Regions from separate parts of the Mus musculus genome. Here region 2 is linked to region 1. A link is a loop called in an ENCODE intact Hi-C map of the cell type or tissue named here. Cell type or tissue: left cerebral cortex. All regions are shown on one strand. Each heading gives the region's core, and the rest is flanking DNA. Links, peaks and the distances in the headings are about the cores only.

Region 1 (2,922 bases), core at 324-2,823:
AGGAGATGACATGGCAGCTTCTTGACATTTGAATTGGTCCTTGGGACCATGTCGAATGGCTCTCTCAAGGAAACTGCCTACTGTCTCTGTGGATAAGAAGGTCAGACAGGTCATTGAGATGCCATGCCATTAGGCCAACAACTGAGAATGCCACCTTTGAATGCATCAGAGGTAAACCATCTGATTGTCACAGTCTATGGATAATGCAGACTTTCGACGATTTAACATTACTCCAGATTTGCGGCAAAGTTTATGTTTCAATAGCCTTGAACTGGGGAACAGGAATCTACCTCCTACATGAAAAAAATGGCTCTCTTATTATTTACCTCATACGTGTGCTATGGCAGAATGCCACAGGTGTGGTAATGAGCACAATCATGTGGAAGCCAGAGGGAGCTGTCAGGAATCATGGCCAATCGCTCTTTCACTAAAGCAGGGCCTCTTTAACCCAGAGCTCATCAACATGGCTACTCTGCCTAGCCAGCTTGCTCTGAACATCCTACAGACAGGACACCATGCCCAATTGGCATTTGTGGGGGTTCTGGGAATCCAAACTCCAGTCCTCACCCTGACTTGGCAAGCACTGCCCAGTGTGGATCCTAATCCCATTTATGAGGGAGGAACCTTCATGACATAACCACCTTTTAATGTTATCACATTCCCATATCACACGTAACTCATAGACAATCCATTCAAACCGTAGCATCTCATGCTATGATTACAGGATTGCTGCCTGAAATCACAGCCCATAGCTCACACTGCTTTCAAACACTTGGACCAGTCCGTGGCCCCTGTCTTAGTGTCAACCAAAACAATGGATTCCTGAGAATGGGGGTCTCCGAGTCAGGCTGACTATCCATCCTTCCAGGTCCTCTCTGCTCTCTGTATGTCAAGATAAATCAGCAGAAAGATTTGGGGCCTGGACCACGTTAGCTAAATTCCCCGAAGAAATATCTTTCCTGAGTTATGATTTAATAAACAGCTTGCTCTCACGTTTACCGCAGGTCAGTATAAGAACATGGCTGTAAGAAAATCATTTCTACCTTAGTGTAAGTCACTTTTCCATTTGTATTGTCATTTTTATAAAAATCGGTTCAACAGCAATCTTCATTAATTGATTGCAGGAGAAACCATTTCCCTGTTAAGGAATTGTGGGCTTGGAACTGTGAAGCTCAACGCACCTCCCCATTTCCTAGGGTGACTAATGAGGCTTATGGTCCTATTTAGTGTTGCTGATACAACTCTTCCAGCTAGATCGCAGAGGTGTTCATCCCCTCTCTGTTCTAACTTCCAATCACTGCCCTACTTGGAGGCTTACCCTTGTGGTCCCATGTCTCCTTTCATACAGTGTTCATTTTGGAAGTGTGCCGAGGCAGGCAAGCACCTTCACTTCATGTTCCTACGCCCCGGCTCACATATTTCTCATTTCCTCAAAGGCAGGTCTGGAAGGAACCAGACATAGACTGTGCATATTTTGTGAGGGTGTAGAGCCTCCCACAGCAGTCGAAGCCCAAGAAGCAGGCTAGAGTGGGAAGTGCTAAGCATCTTGGGAAAATCACTATGTGCCTGGAGAAGCCCAGAGACTGAATTTTACTAATGTGGTATAAAGTATGAGAAAGTTAGATAAATTTATAGCCAATATCCACTAAATTACAAGCCACAACTTAAAATAAACAGATCACATATATTTCTATCTTATAAAAGTGACACTTGCCAAAATACTTGCATATTTCAAAGTCATCGTGTTCTTATTAGTGGTGCATTGATTTTTCTGATCATTATCAAGTCGAAAGGAACCAGGAACAGTTCTACTAAAGTGTTCTGCCGAGTCCATTGGCTTTCAGTAGTTCTAAAAGAACTTCTGACTTGGTGCCCAGTGGGTAGGTGTCCAAACTGTTCTCTGATTCTGGCTCTTTCCACAGGGATGGTTGATTGCTACAGGTGTGTGACTTACCCATCAGAAAGACACAGCCCTTATAGATTTTCCCATACCTCAACTCCCCATGGATAGAAAATACTTAGGAAATAATTTTAAACACACATTGAGAAAAAAAAAAAAAAGCAAGCCTTTACCTTGGATTAGAGGTAGAAGCTTCCAATGGGAGTTCATGTGGAAAGAAATGCTCTCTGATGAGAGATGGTTAAGACAGAGGGATGGTGAATGTTGAGTCGTGAAAACAAAAAGCTTAGCGTCAGGACATGGGGGGCTTATGAACAAAAGGAAATGGGAGAGAAAATTAATTGCCAAGGGAATAAAGGTGCTGAATGTATATTAATTTTTTATGTCATCAAAAATTAATACAAGGAGTGGAGTCATAACTCAGTGAATGAAGAGCTTGCCTTTCAAGCGTGAGGACCTGAGTTCACTCTACCAGAATTCACATAAGAAAGGCCAGGTGTGGTGGTACAAATTTATAATTTCTGCTCTGGGGAGGTGAAGACAAAGGAGCTCCCTGGGGCTTTCTGGTCTACCAGCTGTCTTACTCTGTGTTCTATTGCTGTGAAGAGACACCACAATGAAGGCAACTCTTATAAATGAAAGCATTTAATTGGGGCTGGCTTACACTTTCAGAGGTTTAATCTATTATCCTCACAGCAAGGAGCATGGTGGCATGCAGGCAGACATGGTGGCTTGGAGTTCTACATCTGGATCTGAAGGCAGCAGGATGAGAGAAAGAGCTACTGGACTTGGCTTGAGCTTCTGAAACCTCAAAGTTCACTCCCCAGTGATGTACTTCCTCCGACAAGGCCACACCTTTCACTCCTTTCAAATAATGCCACTCCCTCATGACCGGGCATTCAAATCTACAAACCTGTGGACGCCATTCTTATTCAAACCACCACACCAGGTTATCCTACTTAGCAAGCTCCAGGCAATGAAAGACGCCATCTTAAAAAGTGCATGGGTAGTACCTGTGGTAC
Region 2 (2,922 bases), core at 239-2,738, 73 kb before region 1:
GGCCCACCCAAATAGTTTATTAACGTGCGTGGTCCTTTTCTTTTGTTAGTAGCTATTATTTCAAAGCCTCTTGAATATATACATACGGTCATATTTTAAAAATAGTAACTGTTTGCAAAATTTTATAATTTAAGTTGAAGCTTTAATCTCCTAGCTCAATTTTTCAGTGAACAAACACCCCATCACAACAACTGGGGATCCATGAAACATTTTTCACTCTTTCTTTTGGCTTATTTGTTTGACAATAAAATTTCACATCTGGCTGACAAATCCAGTGCCAAGTTTCATCTTAATGTAATTTTGAGCAGAAGAGCAGTTATGTTCAAGCAAGCAAGAAACTCCAGGCACTCTAATGGGACGACATGATGGCCTTTACACACAACTGCCACTAATCCGACAGGGTTGCTGTTTTGAGTGACTGGGATCTTGGAGTCCTGCTGCAGTCCAGCTTGCTGGAGAAGAATTGTTCTGAGTTCATTCTTCACTGGTTAAGATAATCATGTCTCATGCATCTTGCCTCCTAGTCTGCTGGTTAATACCGTCAATTTGATAAGATCTAGAATTACCTAGGAAACCAGGCTGTGCTGTGGACATACTTTGTGTTTGTAGGTGGAAGGACTCACCAAGGCTATGTGGGACACCATTCTGTGGTCTGAGACCCCAGGCCAAGTACAAAGGAGATAGCAAGGTGGGTATTGCCATTCGTCTCTCCCTGCTTCTAGACTGCAGACACACAGTGACAAACTGCCTCATGCTCTTCAAAGTCTCCACAACTTTCCTGACCCAGTGACCTGGATCTTCAAATTGTGAACCCAAATAAACCATTCCATCCCTAAATTGCTTTGTCAGGCATTTGTTTTACCACAGCAAGTAAGAAATTAACTGATACATAAGGCTATGAAAGGAAACCACCTATTTGTATCAAATGTTTGACTGCCACCATGCAGATCCCCTTTGGTAAGTGTTCCCAAATGCTTGGATATGAGAATAAAGCTAACCGTAGTTCAGTTCCATTGGTCAAACTCATCTTCCTTAAGAGCAACCCTACCCAGCCTCTGATACACTGCAATGAATTCTCTTCTGCTTCTCTTATCTTGGCACACCAGCAGTACTTTGCTCAAAACCCGGTGCAAATGTTCTGTAACCAACAGCTTCCCACACCCAAGTTTTCATGGCTCAAGTGTGATCACGATCTAGTGTTTCTTGCTTATATCTCACCCAAAATATGTTCCCAAAAGGCAGCCTGCTCTAACTCATGTGAGGCAGAGCTCAGGGGCTTCCTTCCTGTGGCTCTGTTATCTGTCTCCAGGGCCCTATGGACACCATAGGGAGGAGAGTGGGAACAGTGGGAGGCAAGTAGGGAGGAGCCTCCCCCATCACCTCTGCTAACATTTCATCAGTCCTAGGATCGAACTGCGCCATGGAGATGTCTGGGAACTGCAGCCCAGCCATCTGGCTGGGAGGAAGCGGATATGGGATAGTTGAGTCATGGTCTGCTGTCTGCTTCCTCAGCTGGAGCTGAATCTGACCATAGACTTGGTGTTCTGTCTTCCCCTCAGCCCCCAGCCTCAGAGGCTATAAAGGCCTCTAACACAGGTACTTGAATCACATCTGCCTTTAGTCCTGATCCTGCCTCCAGACAAGGGAACACATGAATTTTAGCCAGATGAGGAATTGTGTAGACATGGTTTACGAACCTTGGATCTCCTTATTGCAAGAACAGACGATGAAGAGGAACAGATACAGCCGGTAAGGTCATCTTTTGCAAAAGAAAAAAAAAGATTCTTGCCTTTTCTAATTATTAAAATAGCATGTGCTTATTGTAAAAGATTGGATGAAAATCTTTTAAGAGAAAAGATAAAGATTACCCATAATCCCCTTTCCTGAGAGATTCTAAAATTTTTCTGGCTTATATATGCAGATACTACTTACACGCACACCGTTTCAATTATTTTGTGTCTGCCAAACAGATTACCTTATCTAGTATACACCATTTTGGAATGTGCTTTTTCACTTGCAAAGATTATGTTATGAACATGCAAACATGTAAATAAGGATACTTTTGACCACATATTATTTAGTAGCATGTATGTGTGTGGGAACAGTCACACAATAATACATCATTTAGCTTAGCTGAATAAGCATAGACTTGAGAGTACCAGTGAGACCCAGAATTCTGTCTATTTTATTTCTCAGTTGTCCCCCAGAGTGGACTATATAGTGTTTTGTTCATGATAGAAGTTTAACAGTATTGTGGTTAAGCAGGCCATCAGAGTCAAATGTCCTCAGAGCCTGGTATGTCAACAAGTCACATGGGGACCCTGGTAGAACACAGATTACTATTCAGAATGTCTAGGCTGGCCTAGAGGTGGTGCCAGGCATCCAGAAGCTACTTCTGTCGCCTGAGTAGCGATTATCTAAACTAGTAATTCTCTACTGAGGAGATGTAAGGCCTTGGATGACATTGATCTTGGGAAATTTCTTTCTTTCTGTCTCTGTCTCTCTCTGACATAGTGAGTAGACTATACATATATGAATGTGTGCATGTACATGTGTGTGTTTATGCGTGTTTAGAGTTCCCAGCTGATTCTGTTTCTTTTGAGAACTCCAATTAAGACAGTGGACATCCTGTCCCTTCTAAGAAACTGACCTCCATGAAGCTGCCTGACCCTGTTCTTCTGGACTCCAGGTGTCTGTGTTTACGTGGGAGCAGGGTTCCAGCCTCTGCAGTTGCCCAAGCCGGGAGCACTTACAAACATGACATTAGCTAGACAATATTTGCTAAGCAAAGGAGCAATGTAAATAAGATTGGGGGGGGGAGTTCAAATATGAAAATGCTTGAGAACAAATTGTGTGCAAGCATCTTAAAATCATTCATTAGTACTTAGTAATTTAAAATTAATTGCAAATGTACTCTGTTGG

What was found. Peaks named below come from ENCODE experiments on the same cell type or tissue, not always from the same donor. Only the 100,000 strongest peaks of a DNase experiment are listed, where the experiment ranks them.
Region 2: it touches region 1 in a loop (2.4-fold over the local background); 3 of 42 quality-filtered maps call a loop at or near these places.

The regions. Positions count from the first base shown.
Region 1 is chr13:97,704,607-97,707,528 of GRCm38, reverse strand. No RefSeq gene overlaps it. Among named protein-coding and RNA genes, the nearest start is that of 5330416C01Rik, 41 kb to the left of the region's middle. In left cerebral cortex, for the core only: no CTCF peak of the experiment used is centred there; a DNase peak (open chromatin) is centred at 1,432; H3K27ac peaks cover 678 bases.
Region 2 is chr13:97,777,304-97,780,225 of GRCm38, reverse strand. No RefSeq gene overlaps it. Among named protein-coding and RNA genes, the nearest start is that of Rps18-ps4, 28 kb to the right of the region's middle. In left cerebral cortex, for the core only: no CTCF peak of the experiment used is centred there; a DNase peak (open chromatin) is centred at 1,193; H3K27ac peaks cover 2,143 bases.